2 separate regions of the Homo sapiens genome follow, and region 1 is linked to region 2. A link is an interaction called in ENCODE POLR2A ChIA-PET data of the cell type or tissue named here. Cell type or tissue: Panc1. All regions are shown on one strand. Each heading gives the region's core, and the rest is flanking DNA. Links, peaks and the distances in the headings are about the cores only.

Region 1 (16,858 bases), core at 3,396-8,395, 890 kb after region 2:
TGAGGCAGAAGAATCACTTGAGCCTGGGAGGCAGAGGTTGCAGTGAGCTGAGATTGCACCATTGCACTCCAGCCTGGGCAACAAGAGCGAAACTCCGTCCCAAAAAGAAAAGTTGTACAAGTAATTGTGGTAAGCAGAATAACATCCTTCACCCACCTCAAAGATACACACTTATGGCCGGGCACAGTGGCTCATGCCTGTAATCCCAGCACTTTGGGATGCTGAGGTGGGTGGATCACCTGAAGCCAGGAGTTTGAGACCAGCCTGGACAACATAGTGAAACCCTGTCTCTACTAAAAATACAAAAATTTGCTGAGTGTGGTGGCATGCACCTGTAATCCCAGCTACTCAGGAAGCTGAGGCAGGAGAATTGTTTGAACCCGGGAGGTGGAGGTTGTAGTGAGCCGAGATTGTGCCATTGCACTCCAGCCTGGGCAACAGAATGAGGCTCCATTTCAAAAAAAAAAAGATATACACTTACTCTTCCCCAGAATCTGTAAATATGTTACCGTATATGGAAAAAGAAACTTTGCAGATGTGCTTAAATTAAGGATTTTGAGATAGAAAATCATCACGGAGCATCCAGGTTGATTAAATATACTCACCATGGTCCGTATAAAGTGAAAGAGAGAGGCAGGATGTCAGAGAAGTAGATGTATTGATGAAGCCGTGGTCAGAATGATGTGATTGCTGGCTTTGAAGACGGAAGGGGGGTGGCGCCAAGAAACATAGACCACCTCTAGAAGCTGAAAAAGGCAAGAAAACGGATCCTCCCCTAGAGGAGCACTGTAGCCCTGCCAACACTTTGATTGTAGTCCAACGAGACCCGTTTAGAATAAATTTGTGTTGCTTAAAGCCGCTAAGTTTGTGGCAATTTGCTACAGCAGCAATGGGAAACTCCTGCAGTAGTGCATGGTTAATAACAAAGACTGTCTCCTTTGATGAAAACTTTACTCAGGCTCCTGAGTCCTTTATAATAAGCTTGATCTTGGACTTCCCTCTCGTCCTTGTTGAATCTACTTTGAGCAAGAATGCTGCTAATCAGTTGAGCAAAAAATCACTACCTTTGCCATCTGATCACCTTCAGTATCCTATCACCCTGGCCTGCCTTCCGCAATAACTCTGTCAAGTCAATTTAGCCAGAAACCCCTTGTCCCTGATGTGTCCTCTTAGTAACTTTCTGTCCGCTGACCCCGACTCTGTTCCTTAGTTATAAATACCCACGTGTTCTTGTTGGAGTAGCTGTTGAGTATGGTCTCTGTCACTCACAGCAAAACCCCTTGCAGTGGTCCCTATACCTGTCGCCATGACCCTCATTTGGATAAAGTCTGCCTTACCCTCTTTAACAAAAGTGCCTCGAATAATTTTTTCTTTAACATTAATATTTTTCAAGAAATTCAAGAGTCAGTCAGATAAAAAGTGAAACTTGTCCTTCTTTGCCTTCCACATTTCCACAGTTCGGTGTGTATCCTTCCAGGCCTTTTTCTATGCAATAAGAATGGATGATACAACCTATTATTTTGTTTTGCTTTGCTTTGTTTCAAAGCAGGACACCAGTGCATACCTATAGTTTTTTTGCTTGTTTGTTTGTTTTGTTTGTTTGTTTGTTTTTTGAGACGGAGTCTCGTTCTGTTGCCCAGGCTGGAGTGCATTGGCACAATCTTGGCTCACTGCAACCTCCGCCTCCTGGATTCAAGCGAGCCTCCTGCCTCAGCCTCCCAAGTAGCTGGGACTACAGGAGCCTGCCACCATGCGCGGCTAATTTTTGTATTTTTAGTAGAGACGGGGTTTTCACCACATTGGCCAGGCTGGTCTTGAACGCCTGACCTCAGGTGATCTGCCAGCCTCAGCCTCCCAAAGTGCTGGAATTACAGGCATGAGCCACCGCGCCCGGCCTATACCTACACTTAGATAAATTTTCAGGTATGTAACAAATGCATACAAAAAGAACTGGAAGGAAATGCGTTACATGCTTTGGGGTCTTGGAAGCATAGATTTTACTTTCATAATTGGGGGGAATCAAACCAAGGTTTTCAGGCTGTTGACCATCCTAATCCTCCCCTCAAGAACTTGTGGGTTAATGGGGGCTTTACACCAGCTAGGAAAGGACAGAGGGTAGGGACGTAGGGTCTTGAGTTCTCTCTGTAATCCAAGGAGTTTATGGGGAATTGCTAAGAGAAAAACTTTAGACAAATTAAATTTAGCAGAGTTTAATTGAGGAAAGAACGATTCTAGAATCAGGGAGCCCTTAGAACCAGAATAGGCATGGAGAACTCTGACCTGACCGTGGTCAGGCAACATTTATGGACAGAAAACAAATGAGGTACACAGGCAGTTGGGTTGGTTACAGCTCAGCTCTTGCCTTATTTGAACGTGGTCTGATCAGTGGGGCGCCTGTGATTGACTGAAGCTTGGCTGCTGTGATTGGCTGAGACTCAGCTGTTTGTTACAATAGTAGACTCCTAAGTTAGGATTTCGGTCGGTTTACCTGCAAGGTAGGTTGCAGTTCATTATATAAAGACTCAAGTACGGAGATGTCCGCAGGCCAAATTTAGTTTAATTTACCAGAGTGCTGGACTCTTACCTTGGTGTTTCTTTCAGGCACCAGACAGGTGAATAAAATATATACATTAAGGCCAAATTGGCTGCACTCCCCCTGGGAACATGCGCACATAAATTCCTTAGGAATATCACTTTCTTATTCTTTTTTGTCCTAGTCATCCTTACCGTGTGACCCACTCTGTCCTCCAACCAGAGAATGCCCCTGAGGGGGATGGTGGGAATGTGCCAGAGCCTGTCCTGGGCAAGAGAGCCAGAGGAATGGGAATTTTCTGCTGGTGCTCCTGTGGGTGACCCCTCTTATTCAGTCTTGCCTGGCTGGAGAAAAGGGCACATATTTTTTTCATTTGGGGGGTGGGGGGTGCCCACCCCTCACCCCCCAAATGAAGCTCAGTGAACTGAAACTCTTCTAATATTCTCAGGGAAGGATGAATTAATCTCTTTAGACTAAAATTTAACTAACAGCTATTGCAAAGGGATTTAAATCTTAAATAGGAAAAGGACTAAGAAGTCTGGTGAATGCAGCCTTAATCCTGGAGTTTCAAGAGATACAAAAGTGGAGGGGCTACTTTGAAGGGCAAACAGTACTTTCCTGGTGGACACACCCACTTCTGCCTGGTTGGAGTGGGCATTTGGAGGGGAGTGGGCTGACGCTGCAGTGACAGTCTCCCATAGACCCTGGCAAAGCCATCAAACTTCAAAAACACTCATCATTTTCCTGCCAAACTGCTCTTCCATAGTATCTCTTTATTTTATTTATGTATTTATCTATCTATTTATTTTTATGAGACAGGATCTTGCTCTGTCACCCAGGCTGGAGTGCAGTAGCTCGATCATGGCTCACTGCAGCCTCAATCTCCCAGACTCAAGTGATCCTCCCACCTCAGCCTCCCAAGTAACTGAGACTACAGGTGCACATCATCATGCCCAGCCAATTTATGCAGAGACAGTTTTGCCATGTTGCCCGGGCTGGTCTCAAACTCCTGGGCTCAAGTGATCCTCTTGCTTTGGCCTCCCAAAGTGCTGGTATTATAGGCATGAGCCTCTGCACCCTGCCCACAGTATCTCTTAGCCCAACCAAATTTCCCAGAATCACCAACAGCTCCCACATCCCCCCCACCACTCCCCAACCCCAACCAAGTGCAACTGGCTTCCTCTCCAGATGGCCACTCCCATCTACACTCTTGTCTAGGTGCCCACAGCCTTTGTCCTGAGTTAAGCCAGCTCCTCCCTGGATTTTCCCCCGGGGGCCTTTCCTACAGTGATCTCTGGGCTTTTAGACTCCGCACACACTAAACCAGAGGTCCTCAACCTAGGTCAGTAGTGAGAACTCAGTGGGTTCATAAATTCAGACACAAAAAAATTATGTCATTATTCACCAATCTCTAAATAAAATTTAGCATTTCCTCTCTCCCATTATGGATATAGTAAAAAAAAAAAAAAGCAATACAATACAAAACAAAACATGGCAGTATTAGCAGTACCTGTGACTTTGTCACCAGTGGAAATCAGACATGTGCTAGTCACATTACAGTTGCTGTTATTTTGAAGCAGGAATATTTGCTCCCCAGAAAGGCTAGCTGCTCTGATTGTTGCAGGCAAAAAAAACGTGGAGGAATCCTCTGGAGTTTGGACTTTTCCTCCTGTGTTCCAGCCCCTACTCTTCCTCCCCTTAGGCCTTCTGTTCAGAAGACACTGAGCCTGGGATTTGGTGACATTTACTATCCCCCGACAGACACTAGCTTCTCTATCCTGAAGAAAAACTAAATGAAACTAAATGAAGTTGCACATGCAAGCTCTACTTTTTGTTTTAGGAAGCACACCATTCTGGATGCTTGCAGAAGTCTTCCTGTTTGACTAGAGGATGACATAGAAACCCTGGGTCCTAGTCCTGCCTGTTCCCAAGCCAGTGAGGAAACTCCCGGCTGAATAAAGCCATTTCTTTAACCCAGTGTCTGAGGGGTTTTGTCCGGGGCTCATCCTGCTACATTAGTGATGGGCCCTTTGTCAGCTCTGATGCCCATGAGAGCACAGAGTATAGCAGAAGTTCCCATGGATGATCAGAAAACACAATCAATCCCAAGAAGATCAAAACTCTACATGCCTAAGGTATGATCAATCCCTCCATAGAGAAAGTGGAAGAGACACAGATGACAGTAGAGAAAGACAATTAGGAAAAGACGGCAGTGGTTGCCACCACACTGGACATCAGTGTCATTGAGAGATTCATCTTTCAGTGAGGCAGGAGCTTGTCCTGATTAGCAGAATTGTGTCATTCTGTCAACACCTATACATTATGACCATCTAATCCTTAGGGTCTATCCTAATTTTGTCATTTGCCCAAATAATGTCCTTTAGAGGAGGGGTCCCTAACCCCAGGGCTGTGGACCAGTACTAGTCCATGGCCTGTTAGGAACCAGGCTGCACAGCAGGAGGTGAGCGGTAGGTGAGCAAACATTACCACCTAAGTTCTGCCTCCTGTCAGATCATGGTGCATTAGATTCTCATAGGAACTCAAACCCTACTGTGAACTGCACAAGCAAGGGACCTAGGATGCATGCTCATTATGGGAATTTTTTTTTTTGAGATGGAGTCTCGCTCTGTCATCCAGGCTGGAGTGCAGTGGCGTGATCTCAGCTCACTGCAACTGCCGCCTCCCAGATTCAAGCGATTCTGCTGCCTCAGCCTCTCTAGTAGCTGGGATTACAGGTGTGCACCACCATGCTCAGCTAATTTTTGTATTATTAGTAGAGACGAGGTTTCACCATGTTGGCCAGGCTGGTCTCGAACTCCTGACCTCAGGTGATCCACCCACCTCGGCCTCCCAAAGTGCTGGGATTATAGGCATGAGTTACCACGCCCAGCCTTCTTAAGGGAATCTAACTAATGCCTGATGATCTGAGGTGGAATATTTCCATCCCAAAATCATCCCCCCACCCCCAAATTGTCTTCTACAAAACCAGTCCCTGGTGCCAAAAAGGTTGGGGACCACTGCTTTAGAGCAAAAAGATCCCCTCAGTAACCACGTGCAGCATTTAGTGGTCATTTTTAAAAATCTCTTTCCATTTATGACAGTTTTTTAGTGTCTTTTTGAAGATTATTTGTGAGTTATTTTGTGACATATTCCTGAATGGGGTTATCTGATGTTTCTTCATAATTAGATTCAGATTATGCATCTCTGGCAGAAATATCACAGAAATAAAGCTGTGTTCTTCTCATTGCATCCTACCAGGTGGCATACAGTTTTCTTGGTCCCATTACTGAAGATATTAACTTCAATCAGTTGATTATCAGGGTAGTGTATGCCAGATTTCTTTACTGTAAAGTGACTCTTTTTAAGCTTTTTTTTTTTTTTTTTTTTTTTTTTGAGACAGAATCTCATACTGTCACCCGGGCTGGAGTGCAGTGGTGTGATCTCAGCTCACTGCAACCTCCGCCTCCCAGGTTCAAGCAACTCTCCTGCCTCAGCCTCTCAAGTAGCTGGGATTACAGGTGCCTGCCACCACACCCAGCTAATTTTTTTGTATTTTTAGTAGAGACGGGGTTTCACCATGTTGGCCAGGCTGGTCTCAAACTCCTGACCTTGTGATCTGCCCTCCTCAGGGGATATTAAATGTCACCAAATCCCAAAGTGCTGGGATTACAGGCGTGACCCACTGTGCCTGGCCCTTTTTATGTTTTTAATGAATTCATACTTGGGACTGAGGTATTTTCTTTGTTTAAATTTTTTTTATTAAAAAAAATTCTGACTACAAAGACCTAGAAAAGAAGGGTTAAGGCATTTTGAAAACTATGTAATTATCCTAGTCCTCATCAAACTTTCTATTTAATTATTTATATTATTGGTTTTTTGTTGTTGTTGTTTGCTTTTTTTTTTTTTTTTTTTTTTTTTTTTGAGATGGAGTCTCGCTCTGTCGCCCAGGCTGGAGTGCAGTGGCGCAATCTTGGCTCACTGCAAGCTCTGCCTCCCGGATTCACACCATTCTCCTACCTCAGCCTCCCAAGTAGCTGGGACTACAGGTGCCCGCCACCATGCCTGGTTAATTTTTTTGTATTTTGTTAGTGGAGACGGGGTTTCACCGTGTTAGCCAGGATGGTCTCAATCTCCTGACCTCGTGATCCGCCCTCCTTGGCCTCCCAAAGTGGGGGATTACAGGCGTGAGCCACGGCACCCAGCCTTTTGTTTGTTTTCTGAGACAGAGACTTGCTCTGTTGCCCAGCCTGGAGTGCAGTGACACGATCACTGCTCACTACAGCCTTGACCTCCCAAGCTCAAGCGATCCTCCCACCTCAGCCTCCCAAGTAGCTGGAACCCCAGGCGCTTGCCACTATGCCCGGCTAAATTTTTAAAAGTTGTTTGTAGCTATGGGGGTCTTTGTATGTTGCACAGGCTGGTCTTGAACTCCCGGGCTCAAGTAATCCACCCACCTTGTCCTCCCAAAGTGCTGGGACTGCAGAGGTGAGCCACCAGGCCCAGCAGTTATTTATATTATTATGGACTCATGGATATCTATTTTATTCAATGAGTTATAATCCATTATTATCATGAGTTATTTTGATGCTCAAATCATTTCTATTTGCTGGTGGGAGCCCCTTCCAACTGGCTCCTGAATCCCTTTTACCTGTCCTATCGTCCTCTGATCGCTTTCTTGTTTTTGGCACAAAATTTGCTCCTGGTTCATCTTCTACTTTTCCTGTTCCAGCCCTGGAATCAACCATTGCTCAAAGGGATCCTGATTCCTTTTAGTGGAGACTAGTGTTTAGAAGCCAACATCAGGGCATGAGTGTGCTCATTGTTATTGAACTATTGCTGCTCCCAGGCTGAGCTAGAGAATACATGTATGTATACATTCAATAACATATACATGCAGACACACATTTATACATTTATTTATTTCTGTATTTATTTGTGTATATTGAAAACTATGAGTACATTTCATGCCTCCAATTCCAATCTAACACCACAGAACTCATTCTAGTTTTCTGTCTATATTTGTAATCCTCTTTTCTGACAGTGAGCAAGCTGGCAATACAGGGCTCTTTGAGATAGAGGAGGCAGTGTTAAGAAAGGTCTCTCTGAGAAGGTGACATTTAAGCTGAGACTTGAAGAAGTGAAGGCATCAGCAAGGCAGATTCTGGGGGAAGAATGTTCTAGGGAGAACACGATAGTAATTGCAATGGCCCTGCAAGAAGCATGCTGGTGTGTTGGAGGAAAAGCAGGTGTCCTGTGGCTGAGCCAGTAGGCAAGTAATGTCAGCCAGGTAAGAGGGATGGTTCAAGCACCTTATTGTAAGGACTACAGTAGTGACCAAGATAGGAAGCCATTGGCACATGTTGAATGCAGAAGAGATATTGCTTTATAAAGGATTGCTCTAACTGCAAATGTGGAAGCAGAGTCACCAGCCAGGAGACCTGCAGGAAACCAGGAAAGTGAGGAGGATGGTTGGGAAGGTGGTGAGAAATGCTCAGATTCGGGAATCATATTTTAGGGGAAGCTAACAAGATGTGGCATGTGGGGTTTGAGAGGTAGGTGGTGGCACATGGTGCTATGTAAGTGTTTGTTAAATAAATAAAATAGAAAAATTGTATGCAAAGCACTTAGCACAATGTGTCACATAGAATAAATGAATCATGACCACTGTCCATTGATGAATGAAGATGAAAACCTTCCCTGAGCCCCACTGACCCAATTCTGGCCCCATCTTGGCATCCTGAAATGTCACCTCTTGAGCACTGCTGCCCCTTTTCTACCAGAGCTCCCTCATATCCTGTTCCCACCCTTCCCAATGACTCAAAACTCCCACTTCCTCTGAGTCCTGTCCCTGCAGGGTGTGGGTTGGCATCTATCTGATAAGCTAATTCACAATAAGGTATGGACTTCTTGCAAGATGCTTACCCCTCCCAGAAGGATTCACACTTTAAAAAGGTGGCAACTTATTTACTTACCTCTGGGAATGTGGTGGAATCTCTGAGTATGGCAGGGTGGTGAAGGAGGTCATTTTGTTTTGGGCAGGCCTCAAATGACACCATAGGGAGACCTGGGACCTCCTTGAGGGGGCCCAGCCCAGGGCCAGCCTGCATTCCTCTGTCTACTGCCTCACGTTACAAACCATGGCACTTACTGCTGCTATTTACTGCAAGAACTTGATCCTGATGTGGCCAAAAGAGCATCTTTCTAGATTCTCTCCCCACGGTGGGCAGGGCTTGGTGTAGCGGCCATACCCCTTTGAGACCCCCCACCTGTGGGGTGGCTCAGAAAGGCAGTCTTCACTCATTGATCAGACTTAATCTATGAATGGAAATTTATAACCTGATGCCATGGTGCTGGGTACCTCCGATTGTGTGCAAAATTGGTGTCTGTGCGCAAAATTGGTGTCTGTGCAAGATTGGTTTAAGAAGCAAGGCCACAAAACCACAATGAGATACCACTTCTAGCCCACTAGGATGGCTGTAATAAAAAAGATAGATAGTAACAAGTGTTAACAAGATGTGGAGAAATTAGAACCCTCATACATTCAGGGCTGGTGGGGATGCAAAATGGTGCAGCCACTTTGGAAAACAGCTTGGTAGTTCCTAGAAAGATTAAACACAGTTACCGCATGAGCCAGAAACTTCATGCCTAGGTATATTATACTCAAGAGAAATTAAAACATAAGTCCCCTCCAAAACTTGTAATTAATGTTTATAGCAGGATTTTTCAAAATAGCCAAGGAGTGAAAATAACTCATATGCCCGCCCATCAACTAATTAATGGATACATGAAACCTGGTATATCTATCCTATAGACTATTATATGATAATAAAATTGTACACTTTGGTATGTGAATTATATCTCCATGAAAGTTATATATTCATAAAAATGAAAGCAAGTAAGAAGGGAAGAAGGAAGAAAGGAAGGCAGGGAGGGAGACAGAGGGGGAGAGAAGGATGAAGGAAGGAGGAAGAAAGGAAAGAATAAGGAGGAAGGAGGGGCCAGTGTAGTGGCTCACGCCTGTAATCTCAGCACTTGGAGGCTGAGGTGGGCAGATCACTTGAGATCAGGAGTTCAAGACCAGCCTGGACAACATGGTGAAACCCCGTCTCTACTAAACATACAAAAATCAGCTGGGCGTTGGGGTATGCACCTGTAATCCCAGCTATTCGGGAGGCTGAGGCATGAGAATTGCTTGAACCCAGGAGGCAGATGTTGTGGTGAGCTGAGATTGTGCCACTGCACTCCAGCCTGGGTGACAGAGCCAGAGTCCACCAAAAAAAAAAAAAAGAAAGAAAGAAAGAGGGAGGAGAGTGAGGGGAGGGAGGGAAGAAAGAAGGAGGAAGAAAAGAAAGGAAGGGAGAGGAGGAAGAAAGGGAGGGAGGAAATGAGGGAAGAGGGGAAGAAAGAAGGAAGGAAAAAAGGGAAGTTTCAAGAAAAGAAAGATAGGAAGGAAGGGAGTGAGGGAGGAAAGAAAAAGAGGAAGGGAAGGAGGGAAGGAGAGAAGGGAGGGAGGGAGGGATGGGAGGGAAGGAAAGGAAAGGTGGGAGGGAGGGAGAGAGAAATGAAAAGGAGGGAAGGAAAGAAGGAAGGAAGGAAAGAAAAAGGAAGGAAGGAAGGAAGGCCATATGGAAGAGGAAGCCAGGCCAGGTGCAGTAACTAATTGGAAATACCCAGGTCCCTGGGGACTGGTCTCACCTTCTTAGAGTGTGGGTAGAGGAGAGGAAGATGAGAGATGACAAGGAACCACAGAAATCTTGTCCACTTTCCCTTAGGGAAATACTGTGCAGAGTGTGCTTGGGGAACTATGGGATATTGAGAAAAATGATCCCAAACGTGGCAAATAAGGCAAGAAGAAGACTGTGCGTCACTTCAGTGCATGCTGGGCATTGCTTAACAGACCACTCCTGGATTGTTTCATAATCTGAGGGACGTACCTTTGTTTGACTTCAACTTTACTGTTGACTGGGGCCCAGATTCTATAAAGTTATGTGCTAATTTGTAGAATTTTGTTTGATAGAGATGCAAATGATTTTTGTCTAGTAGAAAAGAGAACCCCAAAGGTTACCGTTTTATTTGCCCTGTTGGCTATTAATCAGTTTTGTCTCTAACCTAACAAACTGATTTTAGTGTGTCTTTCTTGATGGACTATATAACCCTTTTCCCTCTAATTCTCTTTTGCACTAATCTTTACCATACTGCTGGGTCCCCCATTAACAAGTTATATGTATCTTGGTGCATGCTCACTTGTATAACAGTTGCATTTTTAATGTTCTTAAAGTTATACTTTGAAAGGGAACAGGAGTTATTTGCTGTATTTCAAAAATGATACCAATAATCATGCCTGTAATCCCAGCACTTTGGGAGGCCGAGGCAGGTGGATCACTTGAGGTCAGGAGTTCGAGACCAGCCTGGCCAACATGGTGAAACCTCGTCTCTACTAAAAATACAAAAATTGGCTGGGCATGGTGGCGGGCGCCTGTAATCCCAGCTACTTGGGAGGCTGAGGCAGGAGAATCACATGAACCTGGGACGTGGACATGGAGGTCACAGTGAGCCGAGATCACACCACTGCACTCCAGCCTGAATGACAGAGTGCGACTATGTCTCAAAAAAAAGATACCAATAAGTGATGGCCTTAATCACCATAGACACCAGAACTTAAGCTATAAGGTGGAGACACCTGGATGCACAAATGAGAAGGGATTGCAAAATACTCTGGGAACTTAAAGCAGGGGGAGACATTACAATGTTAGGACCTGGAGAAGAAGGGTTTTCCTTAAAATTTTATACAAATGTGTGTGTGTGTATACATGGATGCTTACATTCTACACAGAAGAAGAGAGAGAAAAAAACGAAAAGGCTACAAAAATAATCACCTAGCCAGGTGCGGTGGCATGTGCCTATAGTCCCAGCTACTTGAGAGGCTGAGGTGGGAGAATTGCTTGAGGCCAGGAGTTTGAGGTTATAGTGTGCCATGATTGCACTTGTGAATAGCCACTGCCCTTCAGCTTGGGCAACATGGAAAGACCCCATCTCTTAAAAAATAAGAATAATGGGGCTGGGAGCGGTGGTTCATGCCTGTAATCTCAGCACTTTGGGAGGCCAAGGCGGGCAGACGACCTGAGGTCAGGAGTTCAAGACCAGTCTGGCCAACATGGTGAAACCCTGTCTCTACTAAAAATACAAAACATTAGCTGCGTGTGGTGGCAGGCACCTGTAATCCTAGCTACTCGGGAGGCTGAGGCAGGAGAACTGCTTGAACCTGGGAGGCGGAGGTTGCAGTGAGCCAAGATTGTGCCACTGCACTCCAGCCTGGGCGACAAGAGTGAAACTCTGTCTAAAAAAAAAAAAAAAAGAAGAATGACCAAAATTATGTTATCAGTGGTTATCTCGAGGGGGTTTAAGGAAATTTTAAAGTTTTCTTCCCTGAGCTTGTCTGTATCTTCCAATTTTCCACAATAAATATGTATTACATTTGAGTTTTTTGACATTTTTTGAAAGAAAGCCAGCAAATAAATTTGACAGGAAACAAAACTCAAGAGTAAGTTAAGAGAAATGAAACCCTTATCTGAGCACACAGGGGAATAGAGTGCTGAGAAAGTGTGTTCTCCCCAATTAATAAATAAAGAGTTGTGACAGAAACACAAGAAGTAAAAACTGGGTTTTTACTAACTGCGTTGTAGATTGCTAAGAGGTCTTCAGATCAGTTTATAGCAGTGGTTTTCAATAGGGGGTGATTTGTTTCCCTGGGGCACATTAAGCAATGAGTGGAGACATTTTTTATTGTCACCAATGGGAAAGTGGTGGGTATCTAGTGGTGGAGGCCATGATGTACTAAACATCCTGTAATGCACAGGACAGCTTCTGCAACAAAGAATTATCTGGTCCAAAATGTCAGTGGTGCCACAATTGAGAAATCATGGTTTATAGGAAAAAAGCCAAAGGGAAAAAATCAGAATCTGAGTTGTCCACACTATAACTCTAATTATGTAAATACAGAGGCAAAGATATGGTTAAAACTATGTGCAACCCATTCCCACCCACCAAATCCTGCTCCTTGACAGCAGAGATGCCTGCCCTGCTGTCATCCCCACCCACTGGGGGATAAGGAATGATGAACGGGTACTTTTTTCTTTTTTCTCTCCTCTGGAATAGGACTTCTGTCCCTACCTTGGAACATTATGCAGCTTTCATAAAGAGTAAGATAAATCTATATATGCTGACATTGAAAGATGTCCAGAATATATTAAGTGAAAAAAAGCGAATCGTCCAATGATATGTACAGCACGATCCATTTTTGTAAAAGTAAACTGTACAAAGGGGTATGAATACTCACGTGTGTAGGGAAGCATCATTGCAGCAATCTACACTGGGGGAAAAATGGAAAACATGGCACTTTCACTTCATAGATTGAAGGCATTCATTTTTGTCTGCCCCCTCCCAAAGCCCAACCAAAATCAGAGTCAATGAACTAAAAAGGTATAAACTCACAAAAGAAACAAAATGAAGCAGAGACAGGAAAATAGCAGATGAGAGTTTTGGTTTTGGTGTTTTTTTTTTTTTTTTTTTTTGAGACGGAGTCTCTCTCTGTCGCCCAGGCTGGAGTGCAGTGGCATGATCTCGGCTGACTGCAAGCTCCGCCTCCCGGGTTCACGCCATTCTCCTGCCTCAGCCTCTCCGAGTAGCTAGGACTACAGGCGCCCACCACCATGCCTGGCTTATTTTTTGTATTTTTAGTAGAGATGGGGTTTCACCGTGTTAGCCAGGATGGTCTTGGTCTCCTGACCTCATGATCCGCCCTCCTCCGCCTCCCAAAGTGCTGGGATTACAGGCGTGAGCCACTGCGCCCGGCCGCAGATGAGAGTTTTAAACACATTTTTGGAAGGTGGAAAGCAGGTGAGTTTGGTAGAGCTGAAAATGCCTGCAGAAGGAAATATCAACCAGCAGTCAGTGTACCCGTTAGCCTGTAGTCTTTGCATGGAGAAGTGGCTTCCTTTCCTCTAGATGCTTGACATCCATCTAGTGGGAAAGTGATATAATGTGCGTTCCTCCCACCCTTTACTGCTACCTGCTGGAACATTATCATAATAAGAGGACAAAGCAAAAATGTTTACAAGGTGAATGGCACCCCTAAGATATGGTTCCACTGTGCTGCCCAACCTGCACACCTGTACAAGGGGTCTCCCCACAAGAAACAGAAAGATCTATGGACTAAAACCCCAAATGCCAGAAATTTAGTCAGAATGATGTGTTGGAGGTTGTTATGATTTGAATGTGTCCCCCAAAGACCTTGTGTTGGAAACTTAATCCCCAGTGCAACAGTGTTGGGAGGTGGGGTCTAATCAGAAGTGATTAGGTTATGAGGACTCCCTGCTCTTATGAATGGATTAATGTTATTGTCACAGGGGTGGGTTCATTACTACAAAAGTGAGCTTGTTGTAAAATCCAGTTTGTCCCCCTCTTGCTCCCATACTGTCTTGCCTTTTCACCTTCTGTCATGGATGATGGTGCCCAAAGGCCCTCACTAGATGCTTGCACCATGCTCTTGGACTTCCCAGACTCCAGAACTGTGAGCCAAATACATTTATTTTCTTTATGAATTACCAAGTCTATAGTATTCTGCTATTGCAATACAAAATGGACTAAGACAGAGGTGGAATGGGCTTGAAAACAGAAGTAAAACTAGGAACCCCATATAAGAGGTGGTGAGACCACTGTAGAGATTGTGTTTTTCAGAGATAGCCACTACAAATATCTCCCATTCCACATGCTATTCCACAGTGTGACTGTGACATTCCTCCTCTTGAGAGATATAGTCTAGGTCCCCTCCCCTTGAGTTGAGGCAGGCTCAATTCAAGTGACTCATTTGTAACAATAGAATTCAGTGGAAGTGATGGTGCATAATTTCCAAGGCTGGAACTCTCATGCTAAAACTATAAATCTCTATGTGAACAGTTTGACTGCCCTGACACTGCCATACTGTAAGGAAGCTTAAAACAGCTCATATGGAGAAACCACATGGAGAAGACCTGAGACTTCAGAGAAAGAGAGATAGATGCTTTGCCAGCTGCATGCTAATCCAGTTTCAATCATTGTTTGGCTGCAACAGCATGAGAGATCCCAAACTAGAACTACCCAGCTGAGCCCTTCCCAAATTCTTCAGCCACAGAAAGTATGAGAGACAGTAAAATCAGTGTTTTTATTTTAATTAGTTTGGGGTGATTTTTTGCATAGCAGTTATAACTGGAATAACCACTTGGATCCCCTTTCAAATCTGGGGCGCCCGGGCAACTACCCTTTCCTGACCTTGCCAGAAATTTGTTCTACAGAAAAATGAGACTTAAGGACACTAGAGGCCGGGTGCAGTGGCTCATGCCTGTAAACCCAACACTTTGGGAAGCCAAGGCGGGTGGATCACTTGAGGTCAGGAGTTTGAGACCAGCCTGGTCAACATGGTGAAACCCCATCTCTACTAAAAACACAAAAAATTAGCCAGGTGTGGTGGCAGGCGCCTGTAATCCCAGCTACTTATGAGGCTGAGGGAAGAGAATCACTTGAACCTGGGAGGTAGAGGTTGCAGTGAGCCGAGATGGTGCCATTGCACTCCAGCCTGAGCAACAAGAGCGAAATGTCATCTCAAAAAAATAAAGGACTCTAGACATGGCAGAAGGGAGGGGGAGACACTATACTAAAAACGGGGATGATATATGAAAGTCTGTGTGAACCCTAGCCCTTCCTTGGCTTTAAGGATGCTGCCAGCCAGGCACATATCCTTCCTCAGCAGGAGACTGGAGAATTATCACTAGAGAAGACTCAGAAAATTAGCCTAGATATTATGGGCCAAGCTAAGTTCTCCGCATAGAAGCAGGTGTGTGCCTTTTTAAAAAGCTAGATCTCCTGTAATCCCAGCACTTTGGGAGGCCAAGGCAGGCGGATCACGAGGTCAGGAGATTGAGACCATCCTGGCTAACATGGTGAAACCCTGTCTCTACTAAAAAATACAAAAAATTAGCCGGGCGTGGTGGCAGGCACCTGTAGTCCCAGCTACTCGGGAGGCTGAGGCAGGCGAATGGCGTGAACCTGGGAGGTGGAGCTTGCAGTAAGCCGAGATTGCGCCACTCCACTCCAGCCTGGGTGACAGAGTGAGACTCTGTCTCAAAAAAAAAAAAGTTACATCTCACTATAATTCATATTCTTACAGAAATAATGAGCTATTGCATCCATAAGACAAGAATAAGATTTTACTTTTAAAAAGGAGGGGCAGCCATTCTTGCACTGCTGTAAAGAAATACCTGATATGAGTAATTTATAAAGAAAAGAGGTTTAACTGGCTCAGAGTTCCGCAGGTTATACTGGTAGCACAGGGGCTTCTGCCTCTGGGAAGGCCTTGGGAAGATTACAATCATGGTGGTAGGCGAAGGGAAAGCAGGGACATATTTCATGGCCAGAGCAAGGAGCAAGAGAGAGATGGGGGAGATGCCACACACTTTAAACAACCAGATATCATGAGAACTCACTCACTGTAAAGTACCAAGTGGGGAAATCGGCCCCCATGATCCAATCACTTCCCTCCAGGCCCCACCTTCAACACTGGGGATTACAATTCTACATGAGATTTGGGTGGGGACACACATCCAAACCATATCAGGGTATCTTGGTTTGGGTTTCCCCAGCAGCAGACTCTGAGACAATGATTCCAGTATAAGTAAATTTTGGCAGGTATTCACAGAAAATACAAGTTGAGGATTGGGGAAGTGAGACAGGGAAGTGAGGGAAGCCAATAAAAGGTGTGCTATCCAGCCAGTTAGCGTTGTAGACAGCTGGAGCTTGATATTACTAGGAAACTCCAAGAGATGGTGTAGAACTTGCTGCAGAAGCATCCCAATCAATGGGCAATAATCCACTAACTGCTTCTAAGGGAATTGACCTTACTTTCTTCCAGCTTGTCCTGTACTCAGACTGAGGATGCTACTTGGAAGAAAACAGCCCTTGTGCAGACAGTCATAGATATTTACAGAAAATAGCCTTGGGCATCATGCAGGAGCTAATGCCAAGGATTTGTGGATAGGGCACCAACAATGTCTGCTGCAGGAAGCTACCAGAAGACAAGAAAGAGTTCTTGTAAATGAAAAATGTGAAAGTAGAAATAAAACATTCCATGGGAGTTTGAGGCAGGAAAGGTTAAAGAAATCCTTCAAAAGTAGGATAAGAAGAGAAATAGAAAGAGATAAAAATAGAAAAGAAAAATATCCAAGAGGTCCAAGGTACAACTAATAGAAATTTCAGAAAAAGAAAATACGGGGTACAGAAAATTGTTATAAGACT
Region 2 (5,944 bases), core at 1-5,000:
GTATCTCTTTTCCCTGTTTCTGCCCCCACTTCCTCCTCCTGCAGGCATTAGGTCTCTGACCAGAGATCCTGCCTTTTGGGGGGTTTTCTTCTTGGAATCTCAGTGTATGTGTATTAAAAGGAAACAAAAACTGCAGTCAATGTTATATAATTTTTTAAAAATACCAAAGTGCTGGATTTCAATACTTTTCTATTTTTTACAGTGCATACATATATATGTATATATATGTGTGTGTATATATATCCCCCCCACAGGGATTACATTTGCATAATTTAACTTTCAAAAGGTGCAAAGTAAGAATAAACAGATGAAAACTTTCCTTCCATCCCTGACTCCTGCTTCCTTCCCCAGAGGCAAGCCCTGCGGTACTGGTTCCTCATGTAGCCCTCCAGGAAATTTTCTGCATATACAAGTTGATGTATACAGGCATTCCCACCTTCCCCCACCTTTCTCCTTAAACTGTCATCTTCTATGCATACTGGCCTTGTTCTTTTTCCTCCTCCACTTAACAATGTATCTTGGTGGTTGTTTGCAAGAGCACAGAAATGCCTATAAAATCTGGTCATTTTACAGAAGGGGAAACTGAGGCCCAGAGAGGTCTAGAACCCAGTCTTGAATCACGGTTCAGGGCTCCTTCTTCAAGTTGAAGGTGAAATGGGTAGGGATAAACTTTTCCTGCTCAGACACATCCTTTTACAAGGCTCCTTCACTGAGTGAAATGGAACTTAGGCCAAGATTTATTTGTTTGTTTGTCTTAGGTGCCTCGGATTCTCAGAAGGAAAACAGGAAACCAGTGCCTCGCTCCCTCAGAGATGGCTGCCTTCCAGCCCAAACAGGGGTCTGGTCTGTGGAACTCCCTCCAGCTCTGCCACGATAACTGTGTGGCCTCCGGTGGGTCGCCTCCCCTCTCTACATCTCCCCAGCTGGAATTTGTTGCTTTCTCTTCTGGGTTCCCACAACATGGTTTATAACCATTTCAACCAACCCCCTAACTTCCTCTTCTCACCCTTAAATCATCTTTAGTTAATTGAGCATTTACGATGTTCCGGGGCTGTGTCCAGTACTTTTCATGTGTTGAAGTCTCAAAACAATATTGAGAGGTAGGGGGAATTTTTTTTTTTTTATGAATAAGAAAACTGAGGCTGGCTCATGCCTGTAATTCCAGCACTTTGGGAGGCCAAGATGGGCAGATTACTTGAAGTCAAGAGTTCGAGACCAGCCTGGGCAACATGGTGAGACCTCATCTCTAAAAAACAACAACAACAACAAACCACACACACACACACACACACACACACACACACACACACACACACACAATCCTGAGGCTTAAAGAGGTAAAATAACTTCCCTTCTTCCCTTACATCACACAGTTAGTGTTGAAGGCAGAAATCATACCAGGGCAGCTCTGCCAACTCAGAGTTCCTAATGTAATCCACTGCTCCCTTGCACCTAGATATTAAAGTGTGAGCTTAGGCATCCCAAAAAGGCTGGGCCCAGAGAAGGAAGGCAGATAGCCCAAAGACACACAGCTACTGGGGGTGAGTGGGAAGTGGAACGTTTCTTAGGCTTTTTGGATATTTATCATGTGCTGGATGCTGGTGACATGGAGATGAATAGAACACCTTCTGTTTGCTCCCAAGTTGCTCAGGGGATCTTCTCATCTGTATAATGGTCGGAGTTAGGTGTTGGCCAGCACCTACCTGGCTTAGACCATTGGTGCCTCCAGAGTGATGAGCAATAGCTAGGCACCAGGCACTGTGCAGTTTGCAAGTGTATTCTTCATAGCAACCTAAGAAAACAGGTGCCCTTGTCCCATTTTATAGATGAGGAAACTGAGGCATGGAGAGGCGAAGGAGCAGCAGCCCTGGCACCAGAGCTCTGGTCTGACCCAGCCTAGTCCTAGCTATCCCACAGCTCTATCTCCTTGGCTTGGGAACTGCAGGGCACTGTGAATGAGTATGGGGGAAGGTAGTGTATAAATCATACTTCCGATTATTATTATCAGTGGGGTATTGGCACTGGAGGGGCATCATCAAGTCTGGGTGGGAAGAGTGGATGTTTGGACAGAGGCCCTTTCCTGGCCTTTCATCATCCAAAACAGAGCAGCCAAACTCCTTCCTCAGACAGGAAGGTGACTCAGATGTTCCTCTAGGAAAGTCCAAGTCCAGCTGGGAGCCCAGAAAGTCCCACTGGCCCTCCCAGAAGCTCCTTGGTTTCTCTCCACAGCGTGGTCTGAGAGGAAAGTTCCCAGGTGATTTCTCTGGCAGGGAGACATAGAGCTCTCAGCAGCTGAAGAACAATCAGAAAAAATTTTTTAAAAATCTCAATCCTGGGATCCCTAGATATGGGGAAACTGAGGTCACAGAGAGGCAGTGGTTTACCCAAAGTCCCACAGAAAGTTAGAGGCAGAGGCCAGTCCTATCTGGAACGCGGAACGGCACTGGCCAAGGCTGCTGTGTGCTGGAGGCTGAGGACACTGTGATGGGCCAGGCCCAGGGCCTGCCGGGAAGTGCTTCTGGCTCAGCAGGGGGCAAGGCCCTGGCTGGGCAAAGGCTGCATGGCATGTCCACTCTGTGCTGGAGGGAAGTGGCTGCCCAATGGCCCAGAGGAGGACACCATGAAATTCTGTCTGGTGTGTGTGCACGTGCTGGGGACATATCAGGGCTCTCAGATGGGGGTCTGGAAAGATGCATTTTGCCAGGTGGAGAAGGGAGGAAGGACTTTCCTGTAGGAGGGAACAGCATGAGCTGAGGCTCAGAGGTGGGCACTTTGCCCAGGGACTGTGAGGTGCAGTGGAATGTATGAGTTGAGAACATGGATGTTGGAATCAGACTAGTTAAGTTTGAATCCTGGCTCTATCACCTACACCTGTGCACCTTGGCAAGCATTCTAACCTCTTGGTGCCTCAGTTTCCTTCTCTGTTTTTTGTTTGTTTGTTTGTTTTTGAGATGGAGTCTCACTCTCGCCCAGGTTGGAGTGCAATGGCGTGGTCTCGGCTCACTGCAACCTCCACCTCCCAGGCTCAAGCAATTCTCGTGCCTCAGCCTCTCGAGTAGCTGAGGCTACAGGCACGCGCCAACATGTCTCTCTAAATTTTTTGTATATTTTGTAGAGATGGCATTTCGCCATGTTGACCAGGCTGGTCTTGAACTCCTGACCTCAAGCAATCCACGGGCCTCGGCCTCCCAAAGTGCTGGGATTACAGGCGTGAGCCACTGCACCCAGCCTCAGTTTCCTTCTCTGTAAAATGGAGAGAAAATAGTACCTACCTCAAAAGATTTTTGTGATAATTAAATAAATTAATCCACATAAAAGGCCTAAACAGAGATAGGCACATAGTTATTAATTGCTATTTCGAACATTGTATTCAGGTTCAGCGTGGTCCAGAACTAGATCTGGATTCTCCTTCCGTGCTCTTACCTCTGCACTCAGTTCCATTTTGCTATTTTGGGGCTCCAAGAAATCCTTCTCACAACCTCACTCAGTGTTGCAGACCCCTGAAGGGTGGTATGGAGAAAGGGCAATCCGGGAAAAAGGGCTTGTGGGGCTTTTGGAAAATTCCCAGCTGTGGGATTGGGATTCAACCCTAGAGGTTAGGACAAGAGGGAGGAGGTTTCTCTAGGAAGATGGGAGTTGAGGAAGGGGGGCTGCCCCAGATGGAGCAGAGAGACACCCCCGCCCCCTGCAGGGGCCCTCTTGCCTCTGCTCTGGAAGGACAGGTCCACCGGAGAGGGAGGTCACAGATTTACACGCATCTGTAACACAGAAAGAATTTGCATGGGCCTCCCAGGCAGGGACACAGAATACCCAGAATAGCAGGAATAGCTGGGCTGGGAATAGCAGGGGAGGGCAGAGTGGCGCTCGGGACTCTTTGAGCAGCTCAGCCTCCTGCCCTGGTTTGGGGGTCCTCTGTCCCTCCTGCAGCCAGCACTCTGCCATCTTTGTGACCCAGCTGCTCTCTGGGTCTGCATCTTTTTCTGTAGTGGCTGCTGCTACATTCTCCTTAGGTCAGCCACGGCTCCCACTTCCTCACGTCCTTCCCTGGGGTGGGTGGGGGATGGGGTCTTGGCTTCTGTGACATTCCCTTCCCCATGTCAGAAGCACAGCGGGGGCCGGACGTGGTGGCTCACGCCTGTAATCTCAGCACTTTGGGAGGCTGAGGTGGGCAGATCACCTGAGGTCAGGAGTTTGAGACTGGCCTAGACAACTGGCGAAACCCTGTCTCTATTAGAAATGCAAAAATTTGCTGGGCGTGGTGGTGGGTGCCTATAATTCCAGCTACTCAGGAGGCTGAGGCAGGAGAATCGCTTGAACCCGGGAGGTGGAGATTGCAGTGAGCCGAGATCGGGCCACTGCACTCCACCCTGGGTGACAGAGCAAGACTCTATCTCAAAAAAACAAAAAAATCTTTGCTATTGTGAATAGTGCTGCAATAAACATACGTGTGCATGTGTACTCATAGTAGAATGATTTATAATCCTTTGGGTATATTCCCAGTTGATAGACTGGATAAAGAAAATGGGGCACATATACACCATGGAATACTATGCAACCATAAAAAAGAATGAGATCATGTCCTTTTCAGGAACAAGGATGAAGCTAGAAGCCATCATTCTCAGTAAACTAACACAGGAACAGAAAACCAAACACCACATGTTCTCACTCATAAGTGGGAATTGAACAATGAGAACACATGGACACAGGGAGGGGAACATTACCCACTGGGGCCTGTCAGGGGGTGGGGGCAAGGGGAGGGATAGCATTAGGACAAATACCTAATGCATGCAGGGCTTAAAACCAAGATGACAGGTTGATAAGGGCAGCAAACCACCATGGCACATGTATACCTATGTAACAAACCTGCACATTCTGCACATGTATCCCAGAACTTAAAGTTAAAAAAAAAAAAAGAAGCACAGCAGGGGTGGGTTAGAGGGGCTGGCAACCCTAACACATTCTTCCAGAGGAGTGCCTTCCCAATGATTGTCTTTTCAACCTCGTAATGATTTAATATCTAATTTATTTATGTATTATAACATAAATACTAAATTTACTTTTCAATCAACCTTACGTGGGCATGATATAACAGTGAAATGTAAGCCTCCCTCCCTGTCCCTGACCTCTAGTTACCCTCTCCAGAGGTAAGGACTTTTGCCAGTTTTTTCAACAATGGTTTTTATGGTGATTTATGCATTTGAGAGTTTTTGAGATGCTGATGAAAAGTCCCTAGAGGAAGCAATAGGAAAGCAAGATCATGAAATGCCCAGAAAACATAGTCAAACAATCTTTTCTCTGGGCCATCTTCCTTTGCAAACAGTGGTGAAAGCTCCCCTTCCTGTATCCCAGCTAAGCACCTCTTCTTGGTGTGAGAAACTGACTGTGATTCTGCTCTGTGGGTCTCCAAATCTGATGAGACAGGTTATCACTCCATTCCAGATTGATCCTACTGATTGAGTTCCCAAACCAGCCCATTACATTGACCACTGGGAGGTCTGGGTGACTACTATTGGTTCTGGCTATAACCCCTAGTCCAGTTGGTTGTGGCCTTGGTGATGGGTTACTGGTTTCTAGTATTGTAAGCCTATATGTACATGGAACCCCTGTCCTTCTTTTCCTACATATATGATAGTATACAGAACAAATTGTTCTAAATGTTCTCTACAAGTGACTTGGACCACTCTCACCAGTTCTCTTTAACATTGCACTAGAAGTGGAAGCTAGTGCAATAAGTCAAGGAAAAGAAATAAAAGTCATAAGGATTTGGGGGGGAAGCAAAATTCATTATTATTATTATTATTATTATTATTATTATTATTATTAGAGACGGGGTCTTGCTTTGCCACCCAGGATGGAGTGCAGTAGTGCAGTCATGGCTTACCACAGCTTCAAACTTCTGGGCTCAAATGATCCTCCTACCTCAGCCTTCAAAGTAGCTGGGACT

Evidence for each region. Peaks named below come from ENCODE experiments on the same cell type or tissue, not always from the same donor. Only the 100,000 strongest peaks of a DNase experiment are listed, where the experiment ranks them.
Region 1: POLR2A ChIA-PET joins it to region 2 with 10 read pairs; 2 of 35 experiments call an interaction of 5 or more read pairs at or near these places.

Annotation. Positions count from the first base shown.
Region 1 is chr16:58,203,065-58,219,922 of GRCh38, forward strand. No RefSeq gene overlaps it. Among named protein-coding and RNA genes, the nearest start is that of CSNK2A2, 13 kb to the left of the region's middle. In Panc1, for the core only: no CTCF peak of the experiment used is centred there; no DNase peak of the experiment used is centred there.
Region 2 is chr16:57,314,700-57,320,643 of GRCh38, forward strand. No RefSeq gene overlaps it. Among named protein-coding and RNA genes, the nearest start is that of TRL-CAG2-2, 17 kb to the left of the region's middle. In Panc1, for the core only: no CTCF peak of the experiment used is centred there; a DNase peak (open chromatin) is centred at 2,122; H3K4me3 peaks cover 327 bases; H3K27ac peaks cover 3,378 bases.